3 separate regions of the Homo sapiens genome follow, and regions 1 and 2 are each linked to region 3. The links are chromatin loops, found by intact Hi-C in ENCODE. Cell type or tissue: OCI-LY7. All regions are shown on one strand. Links, peaks and the distances in the headings refer to the core of each region. The heading gives the core; the rest is flanking DNA.

Region 1 (8,344 bases), core at 2,030-7,029, 770 kb before region 3:
CCCCCCGTCCCCTAAAAAAGTAGTTCTCATTAAACTATTGGTAATGGCAGTCTACTAAGCAGCTAAAAGTAGCAATTTTGATTCAGACTATGATGCCCGAAGTGTAATACCTGGAATCCAAGAACCTGAGCCTACATGGCTTATGGAGAGTTTGATAGCTACTCATGAGGATCTGGGAGCAAACTTCAATCACTGATTTAGAGGGAACGGCCAGAGCAAAGCCTTAAAGGTCAGGCTGAAAAGATAAGCTTTGAAATGGTCCATCTATTCAACCTCAAATATCTACTCTTGCCCACGACTATGTTCTCCTTCTGTGTGATATACAAAAATGAATTCGACGATGTCACGATGTCAGTGCCTCTCACAGTCAAGACAACCTACATGCAATAGTCACATGGCAAAGCATGTAACACGTCTTAGAAGAAAGTGCTATGGAATGTGGAAGGAAAACCACACTCACAGGGGCTCAGGAAAGGTTGTGTGGAGAAAGAAGCATTTGAGCCGAACCTTCAAGGATGGAATTTTGAAAGGTAAAGGTGGAAGAGGAAAAGACATTCTAGTTTTCCCTCACGGAGAGAATGAGTGACTATGGCTTGGATACCAAAACACTGCAGTGGCTCCATGATGGCATGACACGGAATTGCCTTCTCAGCTATGAAAACAGATGGACTGTATTGTATTCCTAAGGAATGATCTTCTACTTTATGCTTTGGAGAATATTCCTCTAGAGTGGGTCAGCCTAATATGCTGGACTCAGACACAGGCCAGTTTTGCTGCCTCTCATTATTTTTTCTATTCTTGGGATACAGTGGGGACACTAGCCTTGAGGGTAACCAGTCTGGCACCTTTAAATCACAAGTACAGAAAAAAGTGAAGAACAAAACATAAAAATAGCCCCACACATCAGTAGGACAGAAAAGGTACCTGAATCTTCCCTTTTCACATGAACAAACATTTACAAACTGTGTCCTTTAGGGAGAGATTCAGAATGGAGAGAAAGTTACTCAAGCATAGTGTATGCTTGCCTCTAGAGGCACTTACCCCACACATTATTAAAAGCACACCACAATCTTAAGGCCCATCTTTTAGACAAGTATCTCAGCACTTTTAAACAAGAGAAACCAGGAGAATAGTACCAAACTTCAAGGCATCAGAGCATGAAGGAAACACAGCTGATTAGCTCAGACCCAGGGCTGGTGTGAAGAGCTTGCTGCCAATGCTGAGCAGTCAGTCAATCAAAAGATCCGATGACAGAGGGCCGGCAGCCGATGGGGAACTTTGTCAGTGAATTAAGATTTCCAAACAAAACCAAAAATGGTGTTTATATATTATTACTTATTTTATATATTGCTTTGTACTGACTCTAGATTCAGCCAACAATTCTTCTTATCCTTCACCTCTGCTCTCCCATCTATAGCAACCTCAGCAATGTGTCAGAAATGCCTGCTTTCCACCACATGCCTACTACCTAATCACCCTTCCTTTCAAAGGCTATTGCAATGGCTTCCTGATTGTTCTGATATCTCTGATTTACCTCCTCTTACCAACAGAAAGACTTTACAGAAGTCTTAATAATGGAGCTAATCTGAAGAGTTAGAATTTTAACAAGTCATTTTTGGGGATGGCATGGGTGAATAGTGGCATTCCAGGGAAATCTACAGGTTGAACAAGAGAAGTGGCATAGCGTGATATGGGTTTTCTTTTCTTTGTTTTTTTTTTTTTTTTTTTTTTTTTTTTTTTTTTTTTTTTTTTTTTTTTTTTTTTTGTGACAGGATCTCACTCTGTTGCCCAGGCTGGAGGGCAGTAGTGCGATCATGGTTCACTACACCCTTGAACTCCTGGGCTCAAGTGATCCTCCTCCCTCAGCCCTTGCCACCAGTAGCTGGGACTATAGGCACACGCCACCAAGCCCAGCTAATTTTTAATATTTTCCTGTACAGATAGGGTCTTGCTGTGCTTCCCAGGCTGGTCTCAAGCTCCTGGGATCATGCAACCCTCCAACCTTGGCCTCCTGAGGTGCCGGGATTATAGTCATGAACCACTGCACCAGGCTGGGTTGTCATATTTATTTTCTCTTTTGGTAATATGAATTTGTTTCTTTCATGATGGCAAAATAAACTTTTTATTTAAAATGTTTTTCCTGTGATCACCACACAACTGATAAAAATAAGCCACAGACCCTCTTTTGCAAGCAGTGCTTGTTTTGAGGCAGGACCAAAGCTGTCCACAGCCATTTTGGGAGTTGATGCATGGTGACTGAGCATGACATACTCCCAAACTTTCCCATTATTCACCATCAAATGTAAAGTATTAAATATGTGCAGATGTAAAGCCAGGTCACATTTTTCTTTATGTCTTCCTTGCTACTTGAATTATAATAGACATTTTAAGCACAAGCAAAATTAATATTGTACCTTTAAATATGATAATGAACTGAAGCTCTATATGCCAATTGTATGATATATCAGCATTCCCATTAAGCACATTCTTCGATATATTCTGCAAAAAGTCTTGGTTCTAAAAGTTGAATCAATAAGATTATATAAGGGTAGTGAAATGATGGCAACATATTCCTAGAAACAAAACCTGCTCCAGTTTATCCTACATATGGCTACTGAAGTTATTTTCCTGAAGCACAGTTTCCATTAAGCTGATTTAAAAATTATCTTCCACTGAAGGCCCAAAAAGATAACAGAATGAGTTTGCATTCTTTATATGACAGGCCCATATGATGTTAACTGAAGGCTCTAGGATGGTGGCATTTTCTTATCACCAAAGCTTTTATTTCATGGACTCTGTAGTATTGATGCATGTAATAATAGACAACTTGTTTCTTAAACTGCTTATACTCTAGGACAGTGACTCTCAATCTTGCCTGTATATTGCAATCATCTGGGAAACTTAAAAAAAAAAATATTGATCCCTGGTTCCCAACTCCAAAGATTCTGATTTCATTGGTCTGGAGGTGGGATATTACAGGAGAGAAACTTTTAAAACTCTCCAGGTGATTCTATGTTGAGTCAAGTCAAACTCAGTGTTCTGGGGGTGCCTATTTCTGTCCTGCTTGTCAGAAGAAAAGCTGACAAGTATCGCCCAAACAGGTTTCGTCCGCATGCAAAACAGTTTGGGGACAGACTGCTCAACCACGAGTTGGCTGAAAAAAAGAAATTCCTAACGCATCATAATACATGTTGTTTTTCACCAGAGAGAGTATTCTCCCTAATGCTATCTTTATATTTTAGTTTGAAAAGTTTGCAATGGCTTTCCATCCATTGAAAATATACATGAGCAGAATCAGCTAAATTTTCTCATAAAATATTTTGGTAGCATTGAGCCAGAGAAAGTGGTTTACTTATATTAATTGGAAGCACTGCGATAGAACAGGCTTCTTTTGGGTTGCCGATGAATTTATCATATGGCTCTTCTGTAGCCTTAGACAATATAGAATCCACAAAGAATGTCAACTGTTAGCCATGTAAAGTAAGATATCACATATCACATCATACATCAAACTGAGTTCTCACTATTTTCTTGGGACTCTGTCTTTACATAATGTAGCAATATGCAATCTCCTATGGTTATTGCCATTTAGCTCTGTGAATACAAGAGTTTTTATCATATCTTAAAAGCTGGACTGTAGGACACATGTAGTTCTGTCACTGTGCTTGTGTATATCTGATTCTATAGAGAGGCTTGAAGGTTCAACAGGTACGTGGCTAGTGGGGGAAAGGTGGCTCCAATGTCTGTTTCCCTCTCTCTTGTTTTTCCCTCTACAAATACATATACACACTCACACACACCCACACTCAAACACTCGCAACAAGAAAAGGATCAATGACTGCCACTAGGATGAGTGGTAGACACAAAACAGTTTCGGAGACAGTCACATTAAGAAACATTTTAACATCTTAGTCCAAAAAGAGAAATTAAGGTAAAGTAAAAAAAAACAAAAAACAAAACACACACACACACACACACACACACACACACACACGCACACAACAAGCCAAAACCCCAAGGTTGTCAGGGAGAGGAGTTCAGGAATGAGTGGATAAAGGCCTGGGCAGCAAACCAGATGAGATGAAGTGAAGGCTGAGTGATCTCCTGGCAAGGGGAAGTTGTTATAAAGTCTAACCACGATGTGATTCATTTATAGACAGAGATTTGCTTAGCTTAGACCTTCAGGTGAGGTGGTAAATTAGGAGGGGGAGTCCCACAGAAGGTTGCAAAAGCAAGCATGTTTCGCTGATGTAAATATATGTATTGTGAAGGAAACTAACAAAAAATAGAAAATTATTGTGCATTTTTATCTGTGCTCAGCACTGTCCTAAGCATTTCACATACATTTTTTCATTTAGTCCTACCAACCAATTATTCTCCTTTTTAGATAAGAAACCTGATGTTCCATCACCTGGCCAAAGTCTCAAAGGCAGAATGTAGTGTGGCTGAGACTGGAACCAGGTCTGACTTGTAAAGCCCATTTTCTCAATCAGCACATGTTTCTATGTATACAATTCAATCATAACTCTGACCTATATCAGTATTGTTTAGGAGCAGAACCCATTAACACCTGCAGGGAAAGAGGAAGGGCCAGTCCAGCATCACTTCTCCATCCCCACAAGCCTCAGGGGATCTTAGTGAAAGTCATGATCTACCACAGGTGGCGAATCAGGACAGGTGATGGTCCTCCACTGCAGCTCTTGGGTGTTGACCCTTCAACTCTAGCTTTCCATCAGGAATGTGAGTTTGAGAACCACTGCTGTAACAAGGACTGTATGCTTCTGTGTTCCACCAAGAGTAGTTTGTCCCGGGGTATTGGAATGCAGTGATGGCTAGTGCCAAATCTCCCAGGAGATATATTCTAGGAAACTGGAACTTTAATATGAGGCGGAGAGGGGCAGAAAGTTGGGCAACATATACCCTATTCCCAACCTTGATGAAACTAATAGCATCTATACACATAGTAGTCATGACAGTAACTTTTTGATAACAACTTCCACTCTCAGGAAAAGTAGCAAAAACAAAACAAAAATACCATCACCACCACCACAACAAACAAAACAAAAAACAACCCTGTTTTGCATTTTCGAGTATAATACATGGTTATCTTTTGAACAGTTAGATGTAACATGGTGTAAAGAAAATCAGATATGCAATTCTTGCCTTTGTTACTAGCTATTGGCAGCCTAGACAAGTTTCCTAAATTTTCTGAGCCCGAATTTCCTTGTCTTCAAAACAAGCAGCTGAGTAGACGCACTCACTAGATAAGTGGTCTTAGTTGAGTCACTTATCCAGCCATTCTGTCAATCCCTCAACAAATGCACTTGGTGAGTTTCTATTTGCTGTCAAGCACTGCAGTAACCTTTTCTAGGCTTCTCTAAGAGGGAGATGATCATAACTGCCTTAAATACTTGGCTATGAAATTCGGAGGAGGTAACATCTAGAAGGTGTCCAGCATGAGACCTACTTCTTTCTCCTTTAAACTATAGGAAGTATATAGTTCAACTTCAAAATAAAGAGCTCATAACAACTAGAACAGAAAGGCACATGCTTTGGACTGTTCTCTAAAGATGACAGTCAATGAGTGGAAAATAGAGGTCCCTATGTCTCTGAGGCAGTTGGTTAAGATTTATATTTATCAATATTTTACTGATGGAATTTTTCGGTAGAAATTTCAATCCTAATCCTAATCCTACAAAAATTTGTAGACCCCGGGGTGATGATAATAGTCAATATTTATTCAGCGCTTTTTATGGACCAGGTGTTAAGTATTTAATTGTATTATCTCATGTAGTCACCCCAACAACTCTATGATGTAGGTTCTATCATTATCTCCATAACAGTTGATGAAAAGGCAGCATAAAGAGATTATGTGCCTTGCCCACAACCACAGAGTTAAATATTGAAGCTGGAATTGGGGCTTAGGCAGTCTGACTTTACATCTGTCCACTTAACCAGTTTTCTAAACTGACTTACTACTTTAAAAGTCCACAATTCCTAAAATTATCTGGCCAGGCAGGAAACTTGATTAAATCACAGAACATTCCTGACAGAAACAGTAGTATTTCTTTTGGCCAAAGCAAGATTTCTCTTTAAGTTAATTTTTACACATGGACATTTTCACATTCTCCGTCTTAATTTTTTAACCAGTCTTCTATATTTAGAATTCATTTCATGATTGATCTGCTAACAGAAAAATCAATATTTACTAGTACAGTTAGAACCGCTATTGCAACAATTATTTTTGCCTTATGGTTTGAATCTGCTCCGTGATCTCTCCCGTGGGAATCTGCATTTCCCTTAGGTCCACTCAAAGGGTAAATCTGCCCAGGTACTTTTAGCTTTTGTGGTAGGAAATCTCCAAATTTATTCTGGTTATTTGAGACCAAACCTGATAATAAGGGAACCCAAAGGGGTTTTTCTAAAGCTACTGTATTTCAGCAGCCAGCAACAGAATAATCTTCCCTCTGTGAAGTCATCAAGCATCCCTTATATTTGTCTAGTGCTTTATCTTATTTATCAATGCATTTGATCCCTCAATAATATTTGGAGGCAGCAAAGCAAGGGTTATAATCACTCTCATTTTAACGATGAAAATACTAAAACTTAAAAAGGCTTAGAGGCCTACAGAACTTAAGAGTTCAATGTGTGACTTAAGACCATGTAAAGTTAGATCAGATCCAACAAACAGAGCTCAGGCAGAAGACTATGTTGCAAATGAGGTGGAATCCATGTACATAACATGTAATAGTCATATTGACACCAAGACATAAATGGGAGCCACAGTTTGCAGATGGAGAACTATGACTCATTTTGTAAAGAACATTAGGTTTTCTCCAGTGTCCCTCTTACCTTCTTGTTTCACAAAAGAAGAAAGCAGACAAAAAAGAGTGTTAACCTGGACAAGATTCTCTGGATAGTAAACTTTTTTTTTTATTTTTTGAGATGGAGTCTCACTCGGTTGCCCAGGTTGGAGTGCAGTGGTGCGATCTTGGCTCACTGCAACCTCTGCCTCCCAGGTTCAAGCAATTCTCTGGCCCCAGCCTCCTGAGTAGCTGGGATTACAGGTGTGTGCCACCATGGCTGGCTAATTTTTTGATATTTGTAGTAGAGATGGGGTTTCACCATGTTGGCCAGGCTAGTCTCAAACTCCTGACATCAGGTGATCCACCCATCTCGGCCTCCCAAAGTGCTGGAATTACAAGTGTGAACCACCACACCTGGCTTGGATAGTAAACCAATATGCAAAGGAATGAGTATTTCTCCAATGATCATATTACCCTTTCCATTTTAGAAAAGATGTGTGCTATGATTTGAATTGGTTCCCTCCAAAATTCAGCAGTAGATATTGTGATTTTATTAAAAAGTGTTGATCAGGCCATACGGGCTTCTCTGTCATGAATGGGATAAAGCCCTTTGTGAAAGAGGCTTCATGCGGCATTCTGCTGGCTTGCTCTTCCACTGTCTGCCATGTGAGGAGGTAGCACAAAGCACCATCCTGGAAACAGAGAGTAGCCCTCACCAGAAAACCAAGCCTGCTGGTGCCTTGATCTTGGACTTACCAGCCTCTAGAACCGTGATAAAATAAATTTTCATTCTTTATAAATTACCCAGTCTCAGTTATTCTGCTATAGCAGCACAAAATGGATGAAAACAATATGTGACTAATAAAAGATTTTGTCCATACAGTACCTGCCTCCATGGGAGATACGAATTTAGAATATAGAACAAAAAGGGGAAAATAAAAATTATAATTAGCCTAAATTAAAATTGTGATATATAAAGACTGAAAATAAATTTGCAGATTCACATAAAACTTCATAATTTCTATATTCTCATATGAATCTTATAATAACTAAAAGCTAAATGAGACAATTATCATCTTCCCAACACATGAGTTAACATAGGAATGACCTTGTACATGACTTGAGAAGTAGGTAGCAGAGTTGCAACTCAGCCCAGTCCAGTGATCTTTGAGCTGGACCATACCATATTACCTGCATAAATGGAACTGGCCCCAAAGATGGTGCTATTCTCCCCTGACACTACTTCCTTAGGAAGCCAATTCATCTTACTCGGGATTCTGTTTTACCGTTTAGTAGCAAAGTATCCATAATACATTGTTAAGAGGATTTCAAGGGTCATAGGACGTGTAGAAAATTTAGAAAGTAGCCATTCCAAACTCTTCATTTACAGACTCTATAACAAAGGGTAAGAGAGAGGCAATTCATTGATTAAGATGTCATAGCAAGCTGTCAGGAGAGATGAGACCTGAGAGCCTTTGGGCTCTCAGTGTAGCACTCTCTCAAGATGCACAGAGCTATCTCCCAGGTGCCCTACCTCA
Region 2 (8,344 bases), core at 1,313-6,312, 79 kb after region 3:
AGCAGATGTTGCCGTGGTCCTGCTGAAAACTAATGAGGGCTTGAGCCAAAGCATTGTGGATGGAGGGGAGGGGTGGATGAGGCCTATTAATTTCTGAAGTTAAACTCCTAGGGTTTGTTGACTGACATGCGGAGGGTAAAGGAAAGGAAGTGTCTAAGGAAGACTCTGTGATTTCTAGCTTTAGAAGTAGAGTGGAAAAATATGCTGTTAACCAAGGCTGAACACAAAGGACACAGAGCACATTTGGTGAATCTATAGGAGAGGGCTCTTTGGAGCACAGTATTTTAAGTTTCTGTAAAAAACACCCCACTAGAGATGTGAATAGGCTTTTGGGAAGACAGAGATGGTTTTTGCGGGAGAAGTAGGGACTAGAGTCATCAGGGTATAATGGTACTTAAAGCTCTAGAACCAAATGAGTGTTCCCAGGGAACTTTGGGTGGTGGGGTCAGGGGGAATAGATAGGCTCAAGGTGAAATCTTGAAGCATCCCAACATTAAAGTGTGGGCAGCATAGAAGAGACTGTGGAGAACCAGGAGAGAATTTCAAGACTGATGAAGAGTTGGTTTTTAGTGCAAATACCACTTTGGGAATGAGGAGGATGAAGACTGCAAAGAAATCATTTGATTTGACAATGAGGAGGTCACCAGGGACCTCATCAAGAGGGTTTTCAGTGGTGTGAGTATGTGTGTGGTTGTTTATAAGCCAGGTTGTAGTGGGTGGGGTGTAGGCAAGGAGTGAGATCATGAAGATGGCAATACATACTCAATAAATTTAGCTGTGAAGAGGAGACAGCTTTATCAATTACTGGATGAAAAAAATGGTTTTAAGAATTTAGAGAGATTCAAGGACACTGATAGGCTGAAAGAAAGGAGTTCCAGAAACAGGAGAGACTGATAATCCAAGAGGTAAAGAGGATAACTGGTGAAGCAGGTCCTTGAAGAAGGCTGAAGAGAAAGGGACTAGTTCATAGGTGGTTGGACCAGCCATGGTGAGAAGAGATCCCTCCACCTCTCTTCTTACCATCAGGGAAGAGGAACAGAGAGGTTTGCTGGTGGTGTGTTTAGAAGAGGAGGAGCAGGAGAAACTCAGAGGAAATATAGTGATTGTTATGGACTGAACGCTCATGCTTCTCACCCACCACCAACTGTATATGTTGAAGCATATCCAAAGTGTGATGGTATTTGGAGGTGAGGCGTCTTGTAGATAATTAGAGTAGGAGGGTGGGACCTCATGAATAGCATCGGTGCCCTTATAAAAAGATCTCAGGGAGCTCTCTAGCACCTTTACTACCATGTGAGTGTAAAACAAGAAGTTGGCAGTCTGCAGCCTAGATGACGGCCCTCACCAGCACCCGACCATACTGGCACTCTGACCTTGGACTTCCAGCCTCCAGACTGTGAGAAATAGATTTTTCTTGTTTTTTGTTGCCATGCAGTCTACACCACTTTGTTGTAGAACTCAATCTGACAGTGAGATTCTAGTTGCATCCCATCATTGCATAGATGGGGAAATGGAGACTCAGAGAAGTGGAGCAATTTGTTCCAGTTTGTGATACAAGTAAATGGGGGAGCCACGGCTGTGAATGGCATCTCCTGACCCCCATGCCTGTGCTCTTTTCACTCCCCACCTGCTTCTCAGACTCTCATGGCCTGGGGAAGATCCTGAAACAAGGGAGGATGAGCAGTGATATCTAACAAATATGCCAAAAGCGAGGTGAACTGCTTTGAGATTTCACCTTGAGTCTATCTAACAAATGATATCTAACAAATGTACCTCCTCACAACCAGGCACAAGCTCCTCAGAGACAAGACCCTTCGGAATGTCTTCTGGGCTTGTCAAATAGGCTCAAATATACTTAATACTCTGTGAATCTCCTTTGAGGCACCTGGCCCTGCATTCTTCACAAATAACCACATAAAATAAGAACTCTAAGACCCTCATCTTTTTCTGGTGTCAGCTCTCACTTGCTTTCTCTCAGCTAGTTCTTTCCATACCATCCTCACTTGCTTCTTACACCTACATTCTATGGCTTCCAGCAGATGCCTGGAATTTTCTTGCCAGATTCTCCCTAAATGAAGATTCCTCTGGCTCACCTTCCTGTGGTCACCCTGAGTAAGGCTCTCTTGGCACTTTGCAGTCCCAGAGTCCCTCATGCAGGCAGGGATCCTCTAAGGGCAGGTTTTCACTGACATCACCCTAACTTCCTCAAGTGGAACTTGAACATATTAGTCATTTCATGCTAATGCCACAGTTTTTACTAATTTATATTTTTTTAAAATAGTTTTTTAAAATTTTTTAAAAAATTATTAATCCAGTAACTGTTGAGAGGATAGTGCCTGGTGGGGGAAGGAGCGATGAGTCAGACACAGTCTCTGTTTTCAAGGAGTTTTTGTCTAATATTAGGGAGCAAAACAGCAAATTAAACAGCAAGTGTGAAAGTGATTAGCAGGGTGCCCAGCTTAATAGGTGAGAAATTATTTTCATTTAAAAACTGATATACATAAATATCTGAGAAGGGATAAAGGTGGTTCTAAGAACAAGGAGATTCCTAGATTTAGTTAGAAGCACAAGGGAAGAAGTTGAATATGAACATGAAGCATGAGTCAGGTTTGAGCAGGCAAAGGTGGGATTGTTGGGGGGGTGGGCACATTTCAGATGAAGAGAGCTTGTCTAATATGCCACTGTGTTTACAGGTGAAGCCAGCTATTGAGAGAAAACCTGGAAGTTTAGTGTCTCTTGTCCCACAGCAATGGAGTACAAGAACTGAGACCCATGCCAAATGCTGTGATTCCCAGGGCTGGTGGCCATGTGCAGGACTAGTTCCCAAGGAGAAGGGCCAGAGGGCTTTGGGCGCTCCTCCCTGCCCCCATTCTGACTCATTGTGGGACCGAGCTGAGTTTAGCGCTTCATTTCCCTTCTTCAGGCCAGCGCGATTTGAATGCACCTGCCTCCCTTCTGTCCCCGCTGCCTGGTGAGGATGGCCGTTGTGAGGGGCAGGGAGTACTTCCTAATTGTGTTCCTGTGGTCTAGGTCCCACGTGAAGGCTCTTGGCGGTCTCACTCAAATGAGGTGGGGGCAGCCTGACCGCTCAGTCACACTTGGAGGATGGGTTGGCTAGTTCTTCTCACCCTCTGGTCTGGTTTTGAAGTTGCAAATTTCTTAAGTTGCTCTTAAGAAAGGTGTGGGCCAGGGCTGGCGGCGGTGAAGTGGAGTGGCGGCGGTGAAGTGGAGTCTTCAGAGAGCTGTCAGGTCTCAGCCACTGTGCTCCGTATCTTCCTCCTGTGCATCCTATTAGCTCCGGAGCTCCCAACCTTCTCCTTTCCACAAAATTAGACACATCTGAAATGCAGAGCAAATAGTCTCACAGGGGAAAAAACAAAAAAGATGAGGCAGTGGAGGAAGGGGGAGACAGTAAAAACTACAAAATATTTCCATGCACCTGGAAGGGTTAGTGTCCTTCCATGCAAAGTGAGTTTGTCTGGAAACTCCTGCTACACGGATTGAGGGTTCACCTTGTTTATCTGCCAGGACACAAGAGCTTGGCTTATCCATCCAGGGCATTGCTCCCACCAACCACACCTGCACAGTGGTGAAGAAACTACAGAACTCTGAGATGTATTATTATCACACCATCCTCAGGAACTGGGAGACAGTAGGGTCAATGTTCTATACAGCAATTAGAGGTGCTGACCTGTTTGAATTCTCTTGGTCTCCAGGGCAGAGGATGTTGGTGGTGATGATGATAATGCTATCAATAACTTTCTGTCATAGTGAGTCATACTGCTACAAAGGACTTTCACATTTATTGACTCATTTTATCTCAAAAGCGCAATGGAGACCCCATTCACCTTCAGAGTATCCCCAAAAGATAAGCCACCATGGCTAGTAAGTGGACTTCAGTATAGACTCATTATTTAGAGCGGAATATAGTGGAACTTTTGGGATTTGCATTGTGGTCTTGCCCTTACCAGCTGGGTGACCTTAGACAAACCACTTCACCCCGCTGAGCCTTAGCTTCTTCATATGTAAAAATGTGTTAATAATAACTGTCTCAGAGGGCTATTGTAGGGGTTTAAGTGACTTCATGTAAATAAAAAGGCCATTATAAACTCTAAAACATTATGCAAATATTAATTGCCTTCTATACAAGAATGGGCTATTTGCAAAAATGAATGTAAATATAGTTTGAGATGGCAGGTGTGACGTGCCTGAAAGAGCACTTTACTTGGGATCTGAAGATGTGTTTTCTATTTTGGCCTCTACATGTCAGGTGGCAGTGAGGAGTGTGGCTTTCAGACAGGCAAACACAACCATGCAAAAAAAAACGGTGGCCACCATCCGCCTGTCACCTTGTCACCTATGGTAGACTGAATGATGGTCCCAAAGATGCCCATGTCCTAATTCCTGGAACCTGGGACTATGTTCTCCTACATGTTAAAGGGACTTTGCAGATGTGATTAAGTTAGGGGTCATGAAGTGCAGAGATTATCCCATGTCATCCAGATGGGTCCATTGTAAGGTGTAGGAGGAGAGTTGTGTGACAATGGAAACAGAGATTATATGCATTGAAGATGGAGGAAGGGGCCACAAGTCAAAGAATATGAGAATCTCTGGAAGCTGAAAAAGGCAAGGAAATACATTCTCCCCTACAGCCTCCAGAAGGAACTCTCCCTGCTGGCAGCTTGATTTGAAAGCCCAGAGAAATTAATGTTGGATTTTTGGTTTCCAGAACTGTAAAAGGATAAATTTATGTCATTGTAAGCCACCAAGTTTGTGCTGGCTTTGTTACAATGGCAATAGGTAACTCGTGTATACCACCTCAAAATAATTCGGCTCCTATTTTCTTTCTCCCAACCTGAATCCAACTTCTGAATAGGCTAGTGGGCATTCCCAAGTTTTCCTCTACTTTTTTGGTGGGCCAGCCTGGAGCTGACCTTTCTAATTCTGCACAGCTTATGCATCACTGGGATTGATAAATGATAAACTAACTCATTGGTTCTGCACCCTAGATTGGCTGGAGCTCTTCCTAGGGGTACTCAGGCTCAGGAAATGCAGCCTTTGTGGCTTTGAGCAAGTCAGTTAAACTCATGGGCTCTCTATTTTTTCATCTGTCATTTGGGGATAAAATTTCTTTCTATGCCTACCTCACAGGGTGAAGACTTAAGAGAAATGATATCAATGAAAGCTCTCTGCCACTTGTAAAATGCTCTACAGGTATGAACCCTGTTATCATCATCATTAGCATTATTTTATTTTTAAAAGAGTAAAAACGTTATTAAATGAAATGAGTTATAAGTAAGAGTTTCTGTTTTTTTCTTTCTTTAACTTTTATTTTATGTTTGGGGGTGCATGTGAAGGTTTGCTACATAGGTAAACACTTGCCATGGGGGTTTATTGTAAATATTATTTCATCACCCAGTACCCAATAGTTATCTTTTCTTCTCTTTCTGCTCCCAGCCTCTCTTGGTATTATTTTTAAAATATCGAATTTTCCAGCTTAATCTCTTTCAAACTTAATATATATGTTGTGGCAATTGACAGACACTCTGATTCTAGACAAGGCTAAAATAATCCTAAGGAGAATATCCAGTTGAGCATTGGCTTTTAAATATCTGGATTATTCATAAGCTTGAACTTCCAGTATGGACCCCAAAATATAAAAAACAGATGCTGTGGGGCCATTAAATAATTGTTCAGTAATATCACCCATTTGGAGATGGTGAGGCTGGGCAAATTTCACTTGCCTTTCTCTTCGTGGAACTGAAAATGGAAAAGACACATGCTAATCAGAAACACGGTCATCTGAAAACAGGGGCTTTAAAAATATCTTTCGGCCACAAGATTGCCAAGAGCAGAGGAGCTGTGCATTACTGCAAAGCCCTGCTTGTTATATCTTGCCAGTGAATAATGAAGACTCCCACTAGTGACAGGCTCTTTCTCAAACACTAAAACCACAATTTACCTAAAGCTCGCCCTGGACCCTCAGAATCATTTATTTGCCACAACCTCACTAGTCTTCTCTGACTTGATGAGGATTACAAAAAACTCCAACAATCATCTGGTAAATTTGCTCAGAGGAGCAGAGAATATTAGAATGCAAGGGGAAGGCATTGGTGGAGGGGGCTAACATTCATCAACCACTTAAGTCAAGTTTCAAGACTCTACTTTTCCACACATACTATCTAATTTTACACTACTGTTCTATTTTTGTGGCTATTATCCCCATTTTACAGAAGAGGAATCTGGGGTTAGAGAGATTAGGTAACTTCAGAAGATCGTAGGAGAATGTGGTAAAGCTGGCTTTCCACACTGTGTCTAGTTCATCCCTTTACAAAAAAAGGAAAACGAGAGGAATTGATTGCCTCAGGATCATGCACTTACTTGGTGCCCCTTGAGTTCTAAAAGTCAGGCTCGCTGAATAATTTGTCTTGACCCCCCACTTTGAATCTACTCCCAAAGGGCTTTCCCCTGTTACTAGAGATGCCCCTGGCATGTGTCTCTGCTGCTGTAACCAGATTCAGCAGCAGAATGGAGAAAGGGGCATGTCCCAGTTGCTATTGAGGCATAACAAAGCAACCCAAGCTTAGTAGTTTAAACTGTGGGTTAGAAACTTAGGGGAGACTAGGCTGGGCATTTATGGCTCGGGAGCTCTCATGTGGTTGCAGACAGTGGCTGAAGCTGGAAGAGTTGGGGAGGAGGGTACTGGAGCAGTGGGAGGCAGGCCAGGCATCTTTCAGGGTCCCTCCACATAATCCTTCTTTATGGACCACTTTGGGTTTCCTCACAGCATGGCAGCCTCAGGGCAGTTGGACTGCTTCCTTGGCAGTTCAGTGGTCCACATGCTAGACCCTAGAGAACAAGGAGGCAATGGCATCATTTTCTTTATGACATACCTTCAGAGATCACACAACATCACTTACTCTATATTAGAATGATTGAAAGTGAGTCACAACCCCACCCAGATTCAGAGGAAGGAGACTTGACCTCACCTTTCGATGGGAGAAGGCCATGTAGTATGGCAGTCTGTCATGGCGAGAAAAGGCTGCAACAGTCGGAGCAAGATGAGGGATCTCAAACACTGAGAAGAGGGCCAGTTATTTGTGCACAAGAATATAAACACAGTCTCTTATTGACAGAGAAGCGCCTTTATGAAGAGAACCTGGAAGAACACTAGCAATACCCTATTACTTAGCAAAAGAGTGTATTAAGCTGACAGCGGGACAGGGGCATATTAGAGAAGGTCCCCAGATTATGTCTGGGAAGATCAATCAGTTTGGCAAAAAGCTCACAGAGCAGGGATTCCTGGAAGCTAGTAGAAAGAGTTCTATACAAATTGCCAGATTATATCTTACAGACTCAACCTTTTCTTTGAAAACATTAAAGAACTTAAGTTTTCTAAATCGCTTAGTTGCCTTAAAACATCCCTATGTTCCCCCCAACTTAGCCGAACGTTAATAGATTCTGGATATATATTAATGACCATTTCCATTCAATTATCCTTCGATAAAGCTATTTTAAAAAAATGAAAAGGAAATGCTATCTACCAGGTTGCTTTTTACTTTATTTGATGTATTTTTATTTCTTAAATGAGCATTTACCTTTACCAAGTTCTATTCTATGTTCTGGTATAAACAAACATGAGAGCACCCTGCCCTCCACAGGTGAGAGCCACCCACTCAATACAGAGGGGGCAGGGGGTACGGGGGGGGGAGCCATGTGTATCCCATGAATGAAATCCCAGGCCCACGTTTCTGAAGGTACCATGTGGAAGATAGTATTTAAATCCTGCTGTGTGTATGACTGATTTAAACCCCTGGTTCAAGTACATGGTTGTTAGTTGAGCGTTCTCCTCGGGTCATTCATTGTGTGAATTAAAAGAAACAAGGTATGTGAAGTACTTGGCACTTGGCATGTGGTGGGCATTCAGAAAAGTGGACTGCTTTTATTGGGTTGGGTTTTATTATAATTTAATATTAACATTGTGGTATGAAAAGTGACTTCCTGTTTACAAATCACTTTCTTATTTTTCATCTTATTTAATGATAGCAATCCAGTGATTCAGGCATTGTAATTATGGTCCCGACTTTACACACTGGGACATTGATAGTCAGGGAGGTCAAGTGACTTACCTGGGGTCTCTTAGCTAATACGCGGCAGAGCGGGGATTTGGAACCCAGCAATGACACCAAAGCGATCCCTTTTCACCTTACCATGCTGTTCCCTAAATTGACAGATGACCTTGTGCAAGCATTCCATAGCCCACCCTTCAATCTGGCCTTCAATTTCTACATCTGCAAAGTGAGAGGACTGAATTAAATTATGTTTGAGGCCCCATCCAGGTTCC
Region 3 (8,344 bases), core at 1,811-6,810:
GCTCCTCGGCATGCTCCTGAAAAGAGAAAACTGTCTTCATTTTCTCTCTCTCTCTCTGTTTTTTTTTTTTTTTTTTTTTTTTTTTTTTTGAGACGGAGTCTTGCTCTGTAACTCCCGGGCTAGAGTGCAGTAGCACGATCTTGGCTCACCACAACCTCTGCCTCCCCGGTACCAGCGATTCTCCTGCCTCAGCCTCCTGAATAGCTGGGATTACAGGCACCTGCCACCATGCCTGGCTAATTTTTGTATTTTTAGTAGAGACAGGGTTTCACCATCTTGACCAGGCTGGTCTCGAACTCCTGACCTCGTGATCCATCAGCCTCAGCCTCCCTAATTGCTGGGATTACAGGCGTGAGCCACCATGCCCGGCCCATTTTTTCTTGATTTGTAGCACCCTTTTTCTTCCTGGGGCTACAAAGGGGTTTCAGTTTGGAGCCAAAGTGCATCAGACACAAGCATTAGTGTGTGAACTGAGACTAGAGTCCAGATTTCCACAGCACTGGACTGCCACTTTCTGGGAGCCAAAGCCCTGGCAGTCTTCCTGTTTGTTGTACAAGAGCCTAAGAATGCTCAGACTCTGTAACCTTCAGAGACAAATGAGAAAACATTTCCATGTTATTTGATAAGTTCCCATCCCTGAGAGCTTGACAGCCTGACAGAATGTCACTGTGCTGTAGGAACAAGTGTCCTGAAGTTGGAGCATAGCATTTTGATTTCTAGCTTTGGTTCTGCCATAGGCTGTGTGACCTTGGACGTGGTCATGTCCACAATCTGAGGCCCTGTTTCCCCATATCTAAAGCAAGGTGGGTGGTACGTGATTTTTGAGTCTTGGTAGCCTTGACATGCTATGCTCCTAGGACATGAAGCTCTCCCAGAAGGACACTGGGTGGCATTTAACCTGGCCTTGACCTACCAGTCGCCTATGTTTATTGTCTGGAAGAGCCTTCTCTCTTTCTTGCTGGTGTTCTGTCACCTAAAACCAAACTACAAACAAGTTTTCTCCACAACACTTTCAGTACCAGCATTTCATAGATAATTTCTAGATAGTTTCAAGATTTTCTGTTGAGAAAGGCCCAGTGGCTCTAAACTGATGTCAAATTATATTTGATGCATAATACAGGCAGTGTAGTGTTCAATCAGTACAGGCTAAGGGAAAGGTGATGAACAGCATGATCAAGAGTAGCTGGGGTGGAGATGGGCAGATGGATTGATTTGGTCCAAACAGCCAATCATTAGAGCTTTCTCTTTTATCTCTACTATCCAATACTCTCCTTCCAAGTTTCTAGCTAAGAACAAACTTGCCTGACAGATAAGTTTGCTTGTGAAGATTAATGTTTTTCTTTTCAAGATATTCACAATGATGTGTGCAAATGTATGTGTGCATATAGCTTATATTCAATACTTTTTTTTTTTTTTAGATGGAGTCTCACTCTGTTGCCCAGGCTGCAGTGCAGTAGCATGATCTCAGCTTACTGCAACCTCCATCCCCTGGGTTCAAGCAATTCTCCTGCCACAGCCTCCTGAGTAGCTGGGATTACAGGTGTGTGCCATCACACCTGGCTAATTATTTGATTTTTTTTAACATCACCTGATTTTGATTACATCTATGATTCCTGCAATTGGTCCAGAGCAGGGAAGGAAAGTGACAAAAACCTTAATACTTAAGAAAGCCTTTTATAGAGGGCTTTTCTGATCTCTCCTCTACTGAAGACTTTTAGAAAATAAGAAAGTAGACATCATCCTCCCAACTTAAATCAAGGCAACCCCAATTCATGTCACTTCCTTGGATGCTCATGATAACTCTGTGAGGTCGGTAGGCCTGGATGAGGAAACAGAGACTCTGAAAGTCACCCAGCTAGCAGGTTGCAGCAGTAGACTCCAACTGCTACCTTAAAAAAAAATATGTAGTTGTGTAAGTCTCAGGAGAGCATGCGCAGTATTAATAGAATTTTGTAGATGAGGAAACAAATCTCCAAAGTGTTCCCTGGTTTGTGCTTTGGCCTGGCTGTGCTGTTGATTGGACAGATTCCCATCACACTGTGGTGCTTCTTTCTGTTCCATTATGAACGTTACCACTCTGGTGAGACAGTTTTACTCACGGCTCACACATCTGTCATTCTCTGTCCCTTTGAAAACCCATTTCATGGTCCAGTAGAGCAGAGTTTCATCCAATAGCACTATTGACTTGGTGGCTTCAAAGTGCAGTGCCCACCCCTGGCTGAGCTTGGGGCAGTAATGTTTAACAGTCTGGTAGTTAAATTAGAAGCAATAATAACACAATAGTCAGGTTTGGTTCTAACACACGAATGAGTCCCAACCCTCTAGCTGTAACTGAAATAAGTAGAAGGGGAGGAATGGATTTGGGATTCTTCTGTAGGATTCCTGATCTGTTCTTCTATGGCCAGACAGAGCAAGAAAACCCATGGGACCACAACACAACCCCATGATTGGAAAAACTTGTGTTTTACAGACCACCTCTCAAGACTCAATGCTGACAGGCTGGAAATAAACTAGAATAATTAATTCTAAAATAGTCACGAAGACAAATCTTCCCTCCAATTCAGTCCAAAGGTCTGGATTGGCTTAATGTCTAGAGTGTGTGCTATTTGACTATTTCTACTAAACATTAATTAAATAATCCATCTAGCTCTGGCCCCCAGAGCTCCAGGGTCCCCAGAAGTGGAATATCCTAACTGGTATCTGTCCCTTTCCAAGTTAGCCCTTGTATGAGTGCCCCGCTGAGATGAGGTAGTGGGCTTTCAGCATTCAGTACCCTCCGATGCTCCAACCAGAGCAGCTTGGTTTGCGGTTCACCTCAGGACAATGCAAACTGAGCTATGCATTTACTGTAATTCTAATCAGATGATTCTATAATTGGAAGAACACCAGTGGCATTCTGTCTTTGGAGTCTTTTCCATTAAGCAATTGAACAAGGGCCAGGGGACCTTTACTTGTCCCAAACGCAGATCGTGATAGAGACTCTGAGATCTGGATACTATGTTCCATTCTATAACAGGATCAAGTTCTTAATTTTTTCTTGGTAAGATCATAAAATGTGTGTAGCAGTCATTTCACCCGTACTTTCAATAAATTCTGACCAACTGCTCTCCTAACAATGAAAAACAAATGAAATGAGCAAAGTGTTTGTGTGTATTTGTGGTGGGGAGTGTGTGTATGTATGCTTGAATATAGTGACTGAATATTTTAGGTAAATATTTCCAAGTCTAGATTATAATCATATATGATAATTGTTGACTAAAGTAATAAGAAAAATAACCTGAATTTCTTAATCTCTCTAGATACCTCAATTAGAAACAGAAAGAAATATTATGGACAAATGCATTGGGGAACTAATTTGCAGTAGGAACTGTGCAAAGTATTGCGTTGCTTTCGGAAATATAGGAATGAATCAGACCTCGATCTTGACTTTGAAGAGCTCATAATTTAAAGAGGGAGATAAATCATGATCATAAAAATCATAATCTAAGATAGAAAGTGCAGGGCCTGTGGCACTGGGATTTAGAGGAAGGAAAGTTTACTCCCTCCTGGGAAGCTCTGGCTTGGCTTTTTGGAGGATACAGACTTTAAAGCATGGGAAGGATTTGGTCCAAGGACAAACAAGGGGAAGGAATAATTGCAGGAGCAAAGGCGAGATGTGAAGTGAGAATGTATAACTGGACAGTGTTGCCTTCACAGGCAGTTGGGGTAAATAAAGGACTCTACCAGTGACCTGAGGGATCTTGTTAAAATATAGATTCTGATGCAGTTGGTCTGGAGTGGAACCTGAAAATTTGCATTTCTAATAAACTCTCAGATGATGCTGATGCTGCTGGTTCTCAGCCCCCTCTAAGCAATAGGGAATCATTACAGGTCTTAGACAGTACAGAGTTCCTGTTATGACCTTCAACCTTGGAAATCCCTTTAAGGAGACATTTTGAGGTTGCGGACACCCACATGATGACGAGTACAACAGCATTTGCTTTTCCTTCTCCAGTTGTACTGATCAAAATAAAAACCCAGTTAGGGGTGAAAATGGACAAGGGGTGAAAAGGTTAACTAAAGACCTGGATTCTAGACACCAGATAATACACAAACCACAATGTAAATGCTGTTTTGGTTTCAGAAATGGTTTCTCCTCCTAAATTGTTAATTGAAGGGCAAAAGAGAGCTGATGAGTATCTATATATTTGAGAGTGATTTAGACCCTCTAGCTTGATTGTTAATATAATTTTATAATAAGATGATAATACTTCAGTAGTACCATGGGGAAAGAACAGGAATTAGAATCAAAAGATCTGACCTTACATTCTTTAACCTCTCTGGGCCTCAGATAAACTTTCTCATCTATAACACAGGAGAAAAATCCCTTCCCCAGCTACCTCTCAGTTCTTCATAAAAATCAAATAAGCTAATGGGTATGAAAGTGCTTTGCAGACTAAGAAGTGCCTTGCAGGTGTGATGGCTACCTTTTGTTATTATGGATGGAGGCATTAGTCTTTTCTCTGTTCCTGGGACTTGCTGGCAGAATGAGTTAGTGCAAACTCTGAGGAGAAACTGTGTCAGCCTCAGGGGCAAGGCCCCAGGTAATATGGCATGAGAGATCCTCCTGTAGAGTTTGCGTCTCCTGTCAAAGCAGGATGCACCTGCTGCCTGTAGATCAGACATACACTTGCATCTGGTTGCGCAGCTTCCTGTGATCTCTGGGGAAATGTTATCAGCAGCAATATTGCCATACAGGGCATCCCCTGGGAGTGACTTTGGGGGCAAGACTTATGTCTCATGTTCTCTGCTACCCACTGAAGGCTATTCTGGCCAAGCCCCCAGAGCAGGTAACAGTGGCAGGTAAGAATATTTGTTAGGTAAGAGGAAAGTCCAGAGCATGAAGGCTCCAAGGTCTAAGAAAAAAATTAGCAAGACACCAAGAAGCATTTTTTTAGCAGGAAAATAGGTGGCATTCAGAGAGTGAATAGGGGGACAAGAAGATAACTCCTGAGAGCCAAACCTACAAAGTCAATACCTGGACCAGAAAGCTCACTTTTCAGGAGAACTCTACTGCATTTTACATGTAATAGAACTGAGTGTCACTTAAGGTAACAGGCATTAGAAATCACCATGGAGGTCAGGTTCAATCCCTGAATTGCCTGTGAGGAAACAGGCATTTGGTAAAAAGGGGCTTGCCCTGAGTTAATAGAAGATCCCGGGATAAATCTCAGATCTCTTGATTATCTTTCTCTTGCTGTTTGAGAAGGGCCATCCTTTTTGGCCCTCCTGGCCTAAGTTTCTTCATTTCAAAAATGATGGGAAAGATCACTGTTTCCCTTGTGTGCTCTTCCAGCTCCAATATTCCATGGGTCCCAGAGACCCAGGCTTCAGTCCAGGCCTAGAGCATCTCCCCATTCAGGCCGTGTTCACAGGAATCATAGCCTCTCCCTTTATTCTCCCCTGGGGAATCTGCAGTAATGCTTAATCCCCGCTCCCAGACTCACTTTCGCAAGGGGAAATCAATAGATTCTTCAAGTAGTTGGACCACAGAATGATGCCTGGGTCTATTTTGTCAACCAGGTGGCTCTGGTGAAGGAAGTTGTGTGAGTCATTGTCGGCCAGAAATGTAAATCTGGACTGAGGCTTCCCTTGCAGTGAAATTTGGGTCTTTAGTAACAGTGACCTTCTGTACAGCACGTTACAGTTACAAAACACTTTACATACTTCATTTGTTTATCACAACTATTCAGAGACTTAGTGTTATTGTTATGCCCATTTTACAGAGGAGGAAAATAGACATGGGCACTATGGCAATTTGCCCAAGGTGACAGGAAGTGTGAGTGGCAGAGCTGGGACTGACTTAGTGAAGTCTTTGGACCTTATAATCCGTGACCTGCATACCACATCTCTTTGTATCAGGGTTCCTATTGCCTACTCAGCCTCAGTGGATAGAAACAAAAGCAAAGAAGGTCAACCTGCTTGGGGTCATTTACATGGACATGCATTTCTGGAGAAGGGATAATTGCAGCATCATTGTGGATATTACAGTCATGGAGACAGGCCTGGGAATAGGCAGATATATGGGACTGACAGCCTCTGTCCACTGCTGTCCACCACCCACTGACTCTTTCACCTTCTGTTTCTCAGACTAAAACTCACCCTTCCTGATTTAAAAACCAGGGCTTTTCTTCCCATTGTGTAAAATATGAAGCATAATCCAAACATGTAAAAAAGGATGACAAGTACTGTAACAAACATCCATCGTAGTGAAGTTTCACGCTGTTAGCTAAATATTTCCAGTTCTTTCCATTTCTGGGAACATGGTAGAATTGCACTCCTGGCCCTTGAGCAAGGTAAATCCAGGTGCTAGTCTGGGCCACTTAGCTGTGAAAGGAGACAGCGTGTGTCACTTCCAATCTGGAGCATGTAATTGCTCTCTCTTTCCTTCTGGTGCAGCTGCCAGCAAGGAGGTGGTGACTGCTCTGTCAGCCTTGGTCCCTGAGTGGCAACAACAAGCAGCACCTTCTGCCAACCTACAATGTATGAAATAAAAAAAGAAATCTTTGCTCTTTTAAGCCATTGAGATTTGGGGTTTCTGTTATTGCAGCAAAACCTAACTTATACTGACCCTTACATTCACATTCCCACCACCATGATTTTTTGAGAATGTTAACATTTCCTTATACCTGGTTCAGCTTTTTAAAGAAGCGAAATCCAAAAATAACTGTATCCTTTGTCGCTTGCCTCCTTCCAGCCCTTTTCCTTCCTCCCCAGAATAGCTACCGTCTCAAAGATGTATGCGTCTGTCCTGTCCATGTTTGGTAGATTTACTCCGTAAGTATGTGTACAACACAATATATAGTATTACTTCATGTTACTAAAATTTGCATGAATAATATTGATTATTCTAAAAATTGCTTTTGTATTCAACATTATTATTTTAGATGTATCAATATTGATACGTTAGTTTCAGTTCACTCACTTTAAATTTGATATAATATCCCTTCATATGAATGTATCACAATTTATAAAGCCTTTTCCTACTAATGAACTTTTAAATTACTTTTTTCTTTTAAAAACAATTCTCTTAAATACAAGGCTTTTTATGTAGGTATGCAAGAGCTTCTCTTGGTTGTATGCAAGAGCTTCTCTTGGTTGTATACCAAGAGTGGAATTGCTAAGATATAAGGTCTACTAAACCTCAAATTTGATAGATATTGCCAAATTTCTATCCAAAATGGCTTTTTTTCATTTACAGTCCTATCATCAGTGTCTACATGTTTTGTCATTGCTTTATCATGTCAAACATTTCATGTTGTCCGACTTTTAAAATTTTAGCCAATCTGATGGGTCTGAAATGGCATCTCCTAATTTTTTATTTTGCATTTCTTTGAGTATCAGTGAAGTTAAGCATCTTTCCATTTCTTTTAGGATTATTTCCTTTTCAGAGTTTTCCTTGTTGATATAGACTGATCATTTATTTCTATGTTTTTTTCTCCTTATGGATGTGTAGAATTTTCTTCCTCCTGTGTTCTGGGTACTAATCCAGTTACATAAATTGTAAGTGCATTTTCTGCATCTGTGACTTGCTTTTAATTTTGTTCTTTGCCCAGTTATCCTTCTCTCGCAAGCCATTGGCTGCCTGCTTGTGCACACACTTGATTTTTCAGATCATAGCAACTACATGGTAAAAATGGCTTGGAGGCGTGTTTTGAAAAACCTAGGTGAATAAATGTTGCTTGCTCTAAATATCTGTAGTAGGATATGGAATGTGTTTTTACAAGATAATCGGTGAAGGACCTGTTTTGCTTACTCAAGGATCTCATTTGCTAACACGATTGTGTGGTGAAAGCAAAAGAACCAGGTGTAAGTGGAAAAAACCTTAGTCATTAAGAGTTGTTTGGGCTGCTCAATGGTGAGTATCAGGGGTGACTGGTTTCCCCCTGCCATGATGAATCCTGGCATGATTTGCCTGGCTGTTTTGACATTTTGTAGACCTAGCATATGTGGGAGGGCACTTGAAAGACGTCTCATACTCAAGTGGTCTCTCCTCTTCCCATACACACCTTACGGATTCTTCACAGGGTGTGATGATGGGAAGCCTAGACACGCTTATCAGAAGGTAGGAAAAAATGGTGTCTTGGAAGTGCTTGTAGCTTTCCAATGAGGGGAGTCACTTTAAAGCTTTGTTTATCTTTCTGTGCCTCAGCTAACCCCAGAGGAAAATCTTAGCTCAGGACAGGAAGCTCAGAGCACCCAAAAGGATGACTACTGCAGTGCAAGACTATTTATGTCTGCCTCTTACATATCCCTCCGTGTTCTCCCCCAGGAGGCCTGGGCTGTGCTGCAGCTCCAAGGAGGC

The links. Peaks named below come from ENCODE experiments on the same cell type or tissue, not always from the same donor. Only the 100,000 strongest peaks of a DNase experiment are listed, where the experiment ranks them.
Region 1: a loop joins it to region 3, with 9 times the contacts of the local background. A loop is called at or near these places in 3 of 110 quality-filtered maps.
Region 2: a loop joins it to region 3, with 5 times the contacts of the local background. A loop is called at or near these places in 9 of 110 quality-filtered maps.

The regions. Positions count from the first base shown.
Region 1 is chr3:188,749,231-188,757,574 of GRCh38, reverse strand. The region is part of intron 8 of LPP (LIM domain containing preferred translocation partner in lipoma); the gene reads right to left. Among named protein-coding and RNA genes, the nearest start is that of MIR28, 65 kb to the right of the region's middle. In OCI-LY7, for the core only: no CTCF peak of the experiment used is centred there; DNase peaks (open chromatin) are centred at 3,084, 4,144 and 4,604; H3K4me3 peaks cover 3,073 bases; H3K27ac peaks cover 3,732 bases.
Region 2 is chr3:187,896,950-187,905,293 of GRCh38, reverse strand. LOC124906315 (a long non-coding RNA gene) reads right to left here and starts at 7,671. Exons shown (of 3, transcript XR_007096212.1): 1 at 6,990-7,671; 2 at 3,440-6,849; 3 at 2,420-3,339. RefSeq lists enhancers at 2,948-2,997, 3,004-3,505. In OCI-LY7, for the core only: CTCF peaks have their summits at 4,102 and 4,325; DNase peaks (open chromatin) are centred at 3,013, 4,153, 5,033, 5,843 and 1 weaker place; H3K4me3 peaks cover 4,473 bases; H3K27ac peaks cover 5,000 bases.
Region 3 is chr3:187,976,086-187,984,429 of GRCh38, reverse strand. It overlaps LINC01991 (long intergenic non-protein coding RNA 1991), which reads left to right and starts at 8,023. Exons shown (of 3, transcript NR_135538.1): 1 at 8,023-8,104. In OCI-LY7, for the core only: a CTCF peak has its summit at 2,262; DNase peaks (open chromatin) are centred at 2,129, 3,901, 4,689 and 5,589; H3K4me3 peaks cover 4,609 bases; H3K27ac peaks cover 5,000 bases.